Regions from separate parts of the Homo sapiens genome. Here region 2 is linked to region 1. The links are chromatin contacts, found by Hi-C or POLR2A ChIA-PET in ENCODE. All regions are on one chromosome and are shown on one strand. The core of a region is the stretch at or near the end of the contact, and the rest is flanking DNA. Distances in the headings are between cores, read along the strand shown. Region 1 has its middle 39 kb from the start of LINC00702. Region 2 has its middle 24 kb from the start of LINC02660.

Region 1 (6,321 bases), core at 3,799-6,298:
TCTCCTTTTTTATTTCAATACCTTTAGGGGTACAAGTGGTTTTTGGTTACATGGGTGAATTGTATAGTGGTGGTTTTCTCTTGTTAATCTATCTTTTATTACTGAGGTTCATTCCCTACCAAGAACCTAAGGGGGTTATTATTTCCCTACATGAGATAATATTAGAGATTACAATTGTGGCTTCAATTTGTTTCTATGATTTAGAATCAATTTTTTTTCAAAGTCCCTTTCCACAAGTTTTTTTTTTTTCCTAATGAGAGAAAGCTTCAAATGTGCTGAGAGACCTGTGCTCTTCTGGATTAAATTTAAGGATGAAATTATTTTACTGATTTGAGAAAATTGTCACTGCCTTATAGTGTGTGCAAATCACAGGTGGCAGCACTGACTGAGCTGGGGCTGATGGTCGGCACGGTTCTGCCCAACACTGAACACAATTCTGCTGCCACAACGCTGTGCTCATCACAAAAACCACATAATGTGTGGTTAGCATCTCAAAGCTCTTCTCTCCTTTGTAGTCACAAAGACAGCATGTGAGAGTCCAGGATGTTTATTAACAGACATTCAAAGCACATATGTCACCCAGCACAGTGGTTCTCTCCTGTAATCCCAGCACTTTGGGAGGCCGAGATGGGTGGATTATTTGAGGTCAGGAGTTCAAGAGCAGCCTGACCAACACGGTGAATCCCCGCCTCTACTAAAAGTACAAACATTAGCTGGACATGGTGGTGCGTGCCTGTAGTCCCACCTATTCGGGAGGCTGAGGCAGGAAAATCATTTGAACCTGAGAGACGGAGGTTGCAGTGAGCCAAGATTGTACCACTGCGCTCCAGCCTGGGCGACAGAGCGAAACTCTGTCTCAAAACAAAACAAAACAAAAACAAACAAACAAGAACAACAAAAAAGCAAAGTACATGTGTCACAATAAGTTAATGGTAATGATTCAACCTAGAACTAAGTTTATATTAATATATGTTTAAACCTGAAAATGTGAATAGCTCCCTGACTATGTACAATGGAACTACACCACCAGTTCATCATGGCAAAGGACTAACTGGCAGAATCGTTAGGCCTAGAATAACCTGCTTGTTATTATGTTAGTGGCAAGATCATTGATATTCAGTCGCTCACATCAAGGCAGTAGGAGTTTTTCAGATGCCCGTGTTTGCTTACAAAGCGAATACGTATCACTAACTGGTAGGTGTGGTGATAAGATGCTGTGGAGAATGGAATGGGAATGCTAAGGCCTGACAGTGTTGTATCTGTGGTGGACTCAATTCTGATGAGAAAGAGAAAGCAGTGAAACAGAAAGAACTATCAAGATTTTTAGAAAATGTACGTTTATTTTGAGCTTGTAATTTGAGAATTGGTAACATATTTTGTTACCCTGGGGGACATTTCTGCATCGTTGCCCAATACTAAAGAATTAAGGAATTCACAGCCCAATGAAAATACACTAGTGCTTTGTGCAAATGTGGTTTTAGAAAGACAACTTTACAGGGATACTTTCTCATTTCTGTATCCTAACGTGGTGATGAATGGGGCTTTTCTTGTGGACATTTTTACCCTGGTTAATTCATTTATTTGGTGAACACCACTTTTCCTACTGGAAAATCTGGGCTTCCCCCATCAATGGTGTGTCACTGGGGCTAGGATCTGTGTGTGACACAGGCTGTGGCTGCTGACCAGCTGCGTGGAACCTGAATGGCCAAGCTAGGGTGTGCTGGTTGTAGGTCACCAGCTGCATGCAGTAATTAGAAACACTTACTCCCTCGGTGCAATCGGGTCGAGGGCAGAGTTCTCACAAGCTATTTATAATACTGCAGGAATTCTCTGTTCTCAACATTACCAAGGTTTATATAAATGGTCATTAGGAAAAATTGACTGTGCTAAAGAAAAGGACATTCTGTACTTAGAAGTGTTTTTGCATGGATTCCAAAAGGGATGAGAGGAAGGGGAAGGGAAGACAGGGAGAGTCTCACATTTTTGGAAAATCTCACATACATAAGGCTTCCATTAAAGTAAAAGAAAAAAGTCTGAACTGTAATTAATATTTCCAAGTTGTACACAGCTAGTGTAGGACATGGAGTCTTCCATACCCCAAATCTGAGAATATGAAAACATCAAAAAGAGATTTTGACCAATCTGAGGTTTTAAACAAAGGGTATTTTACACCCGCATTCTGTTTTTGTACAACCTTATAGACTTCTCTGTTTATAATGTTGTTTGTAGTTTTAGCAATGTTTAAATTAAAATACAGTAAAAATCCTTTGTATGTAGTTCAAGGCCTAAGTATACCTGTAATATAGTAATGCCTTCATTTTAGTGAAAGGCAACAGGGTCATAAAATGTAGCACTGAAGTTTTATCTTCTCTTCAAACTGCTCAGAAATGTCCCAGTGGAACTGCACTCTAACACCACTTGGACTCTCATTGGAACCTCTGGTGATGGTCTTTTTCTTTTTCAAAGGGTTTAGTAATTAAAAGGGAGTTTAGTAATTAAACTCCCTTGGATAGTACTTTAAAGAAGTCTTATTCTTTATACTAAAGTCTACATCTAACGTGAAATCTTTGGTGCTTCCATGAGGTCTAGTGCATCCAATAATGTTAAAATAGTAGTTAATATTTACTTGCTTCTCTAGACACTAATAAAAAAAATTGTAGATTTGCCATAGAAAACTGAAAGCCACTGGACAGCATCATTGTGATACATGGTGAATGCTGTCTTCTATTATTACAAAGTGTGTGCGCTTTATCAAGGGAAATTGGGTCCCTCGAGCAGAAGGGCCCCGCCTTTGGCCCTCAAGGAGCTGCAGTTGCCTTTTTTGTTGTTGTGTGTTTGTTTGAGATGATGGATCTTTTATTTTTTTTAATTTTTAATTTTTGTGGGTACATAGAAGGTGTATACATTTATGGGATAAACAAGGTGTTTTGATATAGGCATGCAATGTAGAATAGCCACACCAGAGTTTTGATACAGGCATGCAAGGTGGAACATTCACATCAGGGTAAATGGGGCATCCATTGCCTCATACACTTGCATCTTGAAAATCTTGTTGATCGTGCCCACTGCTCGCTGGCCTGTGCACTTACCCATGATAGAAAAAGACCCCTAAAACAAGGTGCAGCCATAAAGAGCCACTGTTGCCTGTTTCTCCTCAGGCTGCTGGCCTGTTGTCTCTGCTTGCAGGCACATTGGGTCCCCAGATCCCTGAGCCAGATGTGGTCACGGGTTCTGCCTCTGCAAAAGTTAACACCTGCCGCATCCTGAAGATCCAGTTAAAACTGGAAATAATATTTCTGAAGGAAGAGTGTTCCCTAAGGAAGGAGGACATGCATTCCTACAGGATAAATTTGCAACTTAGGGCCAGGAAAGTGGGGGAGATGCTATGACGTTCATTTGGTCTAGACCAAGGGTAGAGCTTAAGGGAGATGGCAGAAGGGTCAGGGTCAGCCCAACGCCTGACGCCCTGACATAGGGAGGTTTCACCATCAGGACTGTGGGAGGCAGGGCAGGGTGTTAAGTAAGGGAATAAAAACATAAAATGTACATTTAAAAAAGAACACACTGCTTGCAGAAATAATAAACCTAACAGAGCAATAAATCAAAACAGGGTAACATTTTAGACAGGAAGAGCCAACCTGTGAGTGTCGAGGTGAGTCGGATCACCTATGAGGAGAAGCCGAACAGACATAGTAAGGCCGGAGAACAGAAAGGCAGTTGATGAAAACACGGAGTCAGAATTAAGGGAAATGTGAATATTATTGGGAAGGATGGAAAGAGGCAGGGGGAGGAATGCAAACCAACAATGGAATGTGGACTTGGGGGTCCTGGGCTTCCTCTTAAAGGAGGAGGAGCGCTCTGTGGGACTTTGGAATGACAGTGAGCTCTGCTTGGATGCTAGGACTATCTCTGGTAGGATTCACTGCTCCAAAGCTCAAGAAAGAGGTAGATTCCCGGTAGAGTTAAAAACACGGGAGGGGAAGCAATCACTTGGTAGAAATAGAAGAGAAGACAGGCAGGGAAGGAATCCTAAGGGAAAACTACAGCTAAAGGGAAGAGAAGAAAGAGAACAATTTCAAAGAAAACAGAGGAGGCAAACTGAAGGATAGGAAAAGCCCAGGAGCGGAAGTGAAGTTAAAGACAAAAGAAGGACCAATTGTGGTAGGAAGTGCTCCTGTCCTTGAATTCCCCAGTGATGAGTGGAGCCCCTGAGAGGCGGAACCCTCCTGAGCAGGAGGAGTGCACAGTGAGATGGGGGGAAGAGCCAAGGAGAGTGGCAGCCAGCAGGACTCACCGCCCAAATGTGCTGCTTTGACAGAAGGGTTATTTTGAGCTGAAGATGCTTAAGAAGAAACAGACACTAGAAAAGCCCTCTGCCTTCCTGATATTTGCTAAGGCAGGACTTGCGTTTGTAAAGGTGACTCCCGTCCTCCAAACCAGGAGGTTAAGGAGTCAGTTACCTGAGATTATTCTAGACCTTTATCAGCTGGGAGGAGCCACAGGAATCTACCCAACAAACCTTACTCACTAGCCCTTGTCTTCCATCGACTTGCTTAAATATTTACATATATGCAATTTCCCTCCCCTGAATCTCAAAGCCCTTTTCCTTTGTCTTGTCACTTTTTCTGAAAAGCCTATTGGTCTGTGTCTAAGATGCTCCAGAAGCCCAAGTTCTAACCACCCCTCAGAGTTCCTCATTCCTGAGTTAACCTGCATGCATGCAGGATGCACTGGCCAATAAACTTGTTTGCTTTACCCTTGCTAATCTTGTTAATCTCTCTTCTGTCAGTCTCATTTACAGGGCCCAAGCGAGGAGGGTGGAGAGAAAATGAGTCTTTTCCTCCCCTACAATATCCATGGGCATAGACGGGGGTGAGCACCACAGCAGAGCCAAGTGTTGGGGCTTCGTGGTCAGTCTGGGTGGGGGCGCAGGTGTTGGGAGGGAGTTGTTCCTCATCCTCCTGGGTCCTGGAGGGCCACTGGAGTGAGATGGGTTAATGGGTGAAGACAGGGTGTCCCGTCAGAAGGAGCACATGCAAAGGCCAGAGTTTCAGGTCAGGAAATAGAGCTGGAATCTGCAATCCAATTTAGGATGAGTCATGCAATCAAATGTGTTATTGTTTTAAAATATGGGACTATTTACTTAGTACTATTGCATGCCAGCGTCACAAGCAAAGGAGGGTGAATATTGACAGAATACACACCAGACTGTTGGGACTTAGAAAATAATACCCCAAAATGAAGGCCTCAGAAGCAAACATTTTTCCTCTGACCTCCGGCCCCCCTGTCTCTCAGCCCCATTCTCCCCAGAGGCTGGCCACAGACACTAGAATCCCTTTCCTCAAGGTGAGTCATGGAAACTAGAATCCCTTTTCCCCAAAGCCAGCCATAAAACCTTAAAATATTATTCTAACTCCCACCCCCTACTCCCTGCATTTCTGTGTAAAACCTGACCATAAAGAAATTGTCTGACCTACCCTGTTTGATTATAGGTCATGAGAACCCCATTTCCAGAGAGACTCCTGCCCCACACCCAGGAGAAAGAAATGCATGCTCAGAGAGTCCGTGAATGACCTAGATAGACAGGGCTCACTGGGTTTCTCTACTGCATCCATCAGCATTAGATCAGGCCCCTTTTTTCAATTATATTTCTACATGGCTGTCCGTGACACTGAGTCCAAAGCTCGTACTACTCAGCACATGAACAGGCAATATGTTAAAGAAACAAGGAGTTGAGGCAAGGAAACTGACATGATTTTGGAAAGTCAGCAAACTGAGAAGATTGCACACTAATGTCCTAAAGAAGAACCATCTTAAAAGGCCTGAATCTCAAGCTTGTTTTTCTACTGGGGAAGGGGAACAAGAAGTGGATTTAGGTCAGGAGGTGACTGCTGACACAGACATCTGGACATCAGCAGGAGTTTGAGGAGGTTGCAAAACCTCTTTGTCCTTGGCCAGGTCACAGTGCTCCTATACATTGTCAACCAAACATTGCCACTTGTGTGTACACCCTGTTTATGTCCTCGAGTTAATTTTGGCAAGGGACTACTATTATCCTTGCCTGAAAGTTTAACTGTAAACTAAATTCCTCCCATACTTAGCTTGGCCTGCATAAAGGAATGAGCACTGGCAGTTAGCTTGTGAAGTTAGAAGCAACATGAAGTTGGCTATGTTAGCTTTCTCTCACATTCGTAGTTTGTTGAACCTAAACATAAAAATAGTCTATCCCCCCTGTATCTTGGGGACTTCATTCTTAAAGCTCTCGTATCACATACAACTGTGATCAAATAAGTTTGTGTGCCTTTTCTCCTGTGAATGCAC
Region 2 (5,459 bases), core at 2,125-4,624, 390 kb after region 1:
AGGCCGGCATAAGGAAAGAGAAAGCTAAAGTCAAGGTCTGGTCATTTGTGGGAAATGGCCTCTGAGATCACCTGGCCTTGAATGAAACTTTTTTCCCCCTCTTCTTGCTAAACATTCCTGAGGACAGTATGCATCAAGATGAAAGCAAAACATTCCTCTCTGGCCAGAGTCTGTGACAAAAAAAGGATTGAGGGATGGATGGGTGCAGGGAGAGTGGGTGGGGGCAATTCTTTCTAATCGTATCAGCTGAGCATGGGACAGTGCACGGCACATTCAGAAAAAAACTTCCTGGAGAAATGTGAAGCCAGCAGGGTTCAACTCATTTCTGCTGTTTTTGCAGCAATATTTTTATGATGTTAGACAATAAAAAGAGACAATGTGTACAAAAATCAACACCACTTGTTTTTATAAAAAGCGATCGTCAAAACAAAGGTTGGCTTTGATCTTGGAAAGAAATACTCATTTGTTTATGTATCTGATGAGAATCTTAATTCCTTAAGCCAGGAGCTCTGAAATAACCAGAGCATTTAGAGCTGAATAAAACGACAGAAAAGTGAGTTTATCAACCCCTTTAATTTAACTTGTACGTAAGACAGGGGTGTAGGGGATGGGAGTGAAGGGCGTTACTAACAATTCATTAAGAGCTGCTACTCCCAACATATATTAAGAGACAGAATTATTAGTATTTTTCTAAATTACAAATAAAATATATACATATCAATTGGTTCAAAATAACTACTTCAGTTGAGACCACTAATACTGTAGTGATGTTTTTAACCTTCCACAGCTTCAGTAAGGTCATCTCTGGGTACAGAAGTAAAAAGAAATTGTTTTTCCGATTTCAGTTAGTTCGAAATAACTGCTTCAATTGAGGCCACTAATACTGTAGTGATTTTTTTTTTATCTTCCACAGCTTAAGTAAGGTCAGCTCTGGGTACAGAAGTAAAAAGGAAATTTTTTTCTGGGCACAGTGGCTCACACCTATAATCCCAGGACTTTGGGCGGCTTTGGGAGGCCAAAGTGGGAGAATCACTTGAGCCCAGGAGTTCCAGCCTGGGCAACACAGCGAAACACTATCTCTACAAAAAAACATAAAATAAAATAAAGCTAGTTGGCCGGGTGTGGTGGCTCACACCTGTAATCCCAGCACTTTGGGAGGCTGTGGTGGGTGGATCACGCAGTCAGAAGTTCGAGACCAGCCTGGCCAACATAGTGAATCCCTGTCTCTACTACAAATACAAAAAATTAGCCAGGCATGGTGGGGTGCACCTATAGTCCCAGCTACTCAGGAGGCTGAGGCAGGAGAATCGCTTGAACCCAGGAGGGTAGAGGTTGTAGTGAACCGAGATCTCACCACTGCACTCCAGCCTGGGCAACAGAGCAAGACTCCATCTCAAAAATAAATAAATAAAATAAATAAAGTTAGTCGCACATGGTGGTGTGTGTCTGTGGTCCCAGCTACTTGGTAGGCTGAGGTAGGAGGCTCGCCTGAGCCTGGAGAGTTCAAGGCTACAGTGAGCCATGATCGCACCACTGCACCTCAGCCTGGATGACAGAGTGAGACCCTGTCTCAGGAAAAAAAAAAAAAAAGAAAGAAACAAACAAACAAAAGAAAATTTGGATATTTGCTCCTGATGTAAAAAAGAAACTCAGCATTTCAGATTGCAAATATACATTTATAATTGCAAAAATAATACAAAGGAATAATTTTAGGGAAAAATACAATACATATATGTATATATGAGACCAAAGGGAACGCCTCTGGTCTTATGTCTGGGTAACTATGACATGAAGATAAGTGGCCTCCAAAACAGCTCTCTGCCCTGTGCTCTGACTCAATCATTCATTTAAGTTACACGAGTTTATGGAGAGATCAATGTGCCAGGCCCAATGATAAGCACAGCACAGAAGCTACAAACCAGGCCTTCAGGACCTTGTCCTCCGGGGGCTGTCCTCAGCTCCCTGTCTGACCCCTGCAGGTAAGGATCTCCTGATTTGGTTAATTCCTTGAGGAATGTCCCCTGAGGTTAAGAACAATGTGTATCCTCAGTGAGTAGCAGAGTGCCTTTGTACACAATGCCCATGTGATGAATTAGGTGAGTTAATAACATGAGGGGCTGGAACGAAGGAGGAACGGAATGCCTTGAGAAGTTTTAGAAAACTAGTTTGTGTCTGGGGCACCCTAAGCCTTGGAGGAAGCTGTGACTCAGTCCCAGAGCAGCGGTGATAGTAACTAACCCCAGACACTGACGTGCCAGGCTCCGTTTTGCCAGGAAATTCCCCTTAGTGAGAAGGACGGGTTTGTTCTCATTTATGGCTTTCTCCACCTCTCTTGAATGAACAGGAGTCTCAGGAAATGTCTGGGAACCGGAGACTATGGAAAATAAAATTTTTAAAATGTGAAACACAGCAAAGTTTTTTTTTTCTTTGTTTTGAGACAGAGTCTCGCTCTGTCTCCCAGGCTGGGGTGCAGTGGCCTCATCTCACCTCACTGCAGCCTCCATCTCCCAGGTTCAAGCGATTCTCGTGCTTCAGCCTCCCAAGTAGCTGGGACTACAAGGCATGAACCACGATGCCCGGCTAATTTTCTGTATTTTTAGTAGAGATGCGGTTTCCACATGTTGGCTGGGCTGAGTCTTGAACTCCTGGCCCCAAGCCCACTTTGGCTTCCCAAAGTGCTGGGATTACAAGTGTGAGCCGCCGCACCTGCCCAGCTCACAGCAAAGCTTTTTGAGAATGTGATAATAATCTGGTAATAATGGCTCTTCACCAAGTAACTAAGGTATTTCACAGCTTTCCTGGCTTAACCAGTTAGGTTAAGGAAAAGAGAAGCCCCCAAGGTGAGGTGAGGCCTCCTGGAATTAGGGCTGGAATCCACTGATAAGTAAGGGTCTGAGTCTGCCTACCCAATTTTACATTCGCTGGTAAAGACTGGAGTCCTTTTATTCCCTAATTATGTGGCTCATGGATCATCTATTTAGATCTACATAGATCCTTCAGGATCTATTTTTATCTATCATCTGTTGCTGGAATTTGTTGTTAAATGAACTGACTGTACTTTATGTTTCATCACCCCTTGCACACACTCACAGGCGTCCATCTCTGCGCGGTTAATCTGAGCCAGGAGTTCCCTGTGACGTCAGTAATAACTGACCTATTTATCTGTGTCCCGGGCTGCTGATCTCAAAGTAGAGGTTTAAAGGAAAGAACACCAGAAATCATTACCTTCTTGCCTGTATAATTAGTAATAGGAAAAACCCAGAAAGAGACAGAGAGAAAGGGGGGAAAAAATCCTCTGAGAACCCTGGTATATGTGGCCGGCTAATTCAAAAAAGTCCCAGGGTAAGTTGGAAAACGCGTTCTTTAAGACCAGATCAAGGTCTCTGCTCGTCATCAGGAAATATGATTTGTGCTAACACAGGCCTTCCGTTAAAAACCTCCCGGGCAAGTTAGCTAAGGACAGCAGGTCTGACCTATGAGTTAACCAAAACATTACCTCATCTGCAAAGAACTCCAAGAACCATTCAGATCCTGAGGTCCAAAATCCTTTTTCTAGGTTTCTGTAAGTTTCTCACTTTCAAAGCATGTACAAGTGTGGCTCCTCTGTCTCCCAAAGGCAGGCAGCTTGGGGCCGCACTGCTGTCATCAGTAGAAAAAGGCAATGTCAGAAGTTCTTTGAAATTTCCGAACAATGACAGGCGTTAACATTTTTCCAAAATACTGCTACCAAATTCTAAGGTGATAAATATGAAAGAAAAAAATTCGTAAGCATTTCAGAAAATAAAGAGTGGATATGCAGAAGATAATGAAAACGATTAGGCCTCCATCTCTACCCGAAGCTGCCTAAACAGCTCCCGAGGGGAGGAGGGCTCTTCAGATCCGCGGGGCGGGGCTCCCAGGCAGCCTACAGCACCAGGACAGCATCCATCTCCCCCTCCGCGGCTGCAGAAGGTCAAGTCAGCATTGCTTCCTTCTTCCCGCGCAGCTGGAGTGGAGCGCCCACAGCCCCCTTTACAAAATAATAATAATAATAATAATAATAATAATAATAATAATAATAATAATAATAATAAACAAGTGATGGAAAAGATCGGGCTCTGTTCTTGTTGCAGCGGGGGTGAAGCTCCCAGGAGCCCCCAGACCTTGGGTGTATGGCTACCTGATATATTTGCTATATTAGTGCTCCCTGATGTTAAACAAATAGAATACTCTTTTTAGGTTAGTTGGAGTTTAACTGTGTTTTAACTAAGGGGTGCAGCTTTGGCCTACGGGCTAGAAAGTTTGGTTAGGAGGTTAGCACTGATGATGCGAAAAATGGTCAAGATGGTAACGTGGCCTTCTGCAGGAGAGGGGGCGATGGACGCTGTCATTGCACTGTAGGTTGCCTGGGAGCCCGCCCAAGGGGTCTGAAGCCAGCTTCAGCTGCAGCACAGAGAACAGCTCTTGAGTGTCTAGGGAATGGGGCTTGCTGCCGCTTTGGCTTTGCATCTGAGGGAGAGTGCTTTGCTAGGTGGATGTGTGTTAAGTGAGGAGAAGTAGGGAGGTATAACTCCAGCAACTACGCAGTCTCCTTGCCAGTGAGTCCCGTTTCTCATCCATATAATGCTGGTCACAGACAAGCAAAGAAGGAAGAATTTTGGAGTCAGGATTACTTCAAGCTGCATTCGAATCCCATAAAAGTGACTTATTTCTGACTATAGATCGTCAGCCTGGCAGGTCCAGCTCAAGGACCTTCCAGGGAATGGAGCAGCAGTGCTGGTGAGGCAGTTGGAACCTGCCTGCAGTCCTGGGAGCCTCCTTTAATAGAACTACAAAAGTCAACGTCACTCAAATGCCACTCTGTGTCTGCATGGGGGGGAACAAAGCCCTAAAAAGCTAAATGGCAAATAATTAAGAAAGATTGTAAACAAATGTTAGTTTGATAAAGATAATAAAATTAGGCCACACTAACTTTGAAAGCAACTAGATGGTAAGAAATCTTTCTTTTAAAATGCTGCACAAATTACATTCGGTTCTCTCGATGAAATGATCAATATCATTTTTCTAAGTCTAGGAGTCTCCAGAGACTTGACATGGAAACCTCGTATCCATGTGATAGATTTATTTTATTTTTTATTTTTTTGAGACAGAGGCTCGCTCTGTTGCCCAAGCTGGAGTACAGTGATGTGATCGCGGCTCACTGCAGCCACCACCTCCCAGGTGATTCTCCCACCTCAGCCTCCCAAGTAGCTGGGATTACAGGTGCGCAGCACCATGCCTGGCTAATTTTTGTATTTTTTAGTAGAGTCGGGGTTTCACCATGTTGGCCAGGCTGGTCTCAAACTCCTGACCTCAAGTGATCCACCCGCCTCGACCCTCCAAAGTGTGGGATTACAGGCATGAGCCACTGTGACTGGCCCATGTGACGGATTTTAAATGATGATAGTATTAAAGGATTTTGGTTTCCTTGTGATTTCCTT

The links. Hi-C counts contacts between places; a loop is a spot of excess contacts on that map. ChIA-PET counts read pairs that join two places held with the same protein, here RNA polymerase II (POLR2A). Pooled maps may share reads with other maps.
Region 2: a pooled map shows a loop between it and region 1 (5-fold over the local background). The contact joins two enhancer-like sites. A Hi-C loop is called at or near these places in 1 of 50 pooled maps. POLR2A ChIA-PET finds 5 or more read pairs at or near these places in 2 of 52 experiments (SK-N-SH and activated T-cell).

What each region holds. Positions count from the first base shown.
Region 1 is chr10:4,279,518-4,285,838 of GRCh38, reverse strand. No RefSeq gene overlaps it. Among named protein-coding and RNA genes, the nearest start is that of LINC00702, 39 kb to the right of the region's middle. Within about 2 kb of position 5,048, at least 10 of the 41 ENCODE cell types and tissues checked have a DNase peak (open chromatin) inside an H3K27ac peak, as active enhancers do.
Region 2 is chr10:3,884,811-3,890,269 of GRCh38, reverse strand. No RefSeq gene overlaps it. Among named protein-coding and RNA genes, the nearest start is that of LINC02660, 24 kb to the left of the region's middle. Within about 2 kb of position 3,374, at least 24 of the 41 ENCODE cell types and tissues checked have a DNase peak (open chromatin) inside an H3K27ac peak, as active enhancers do.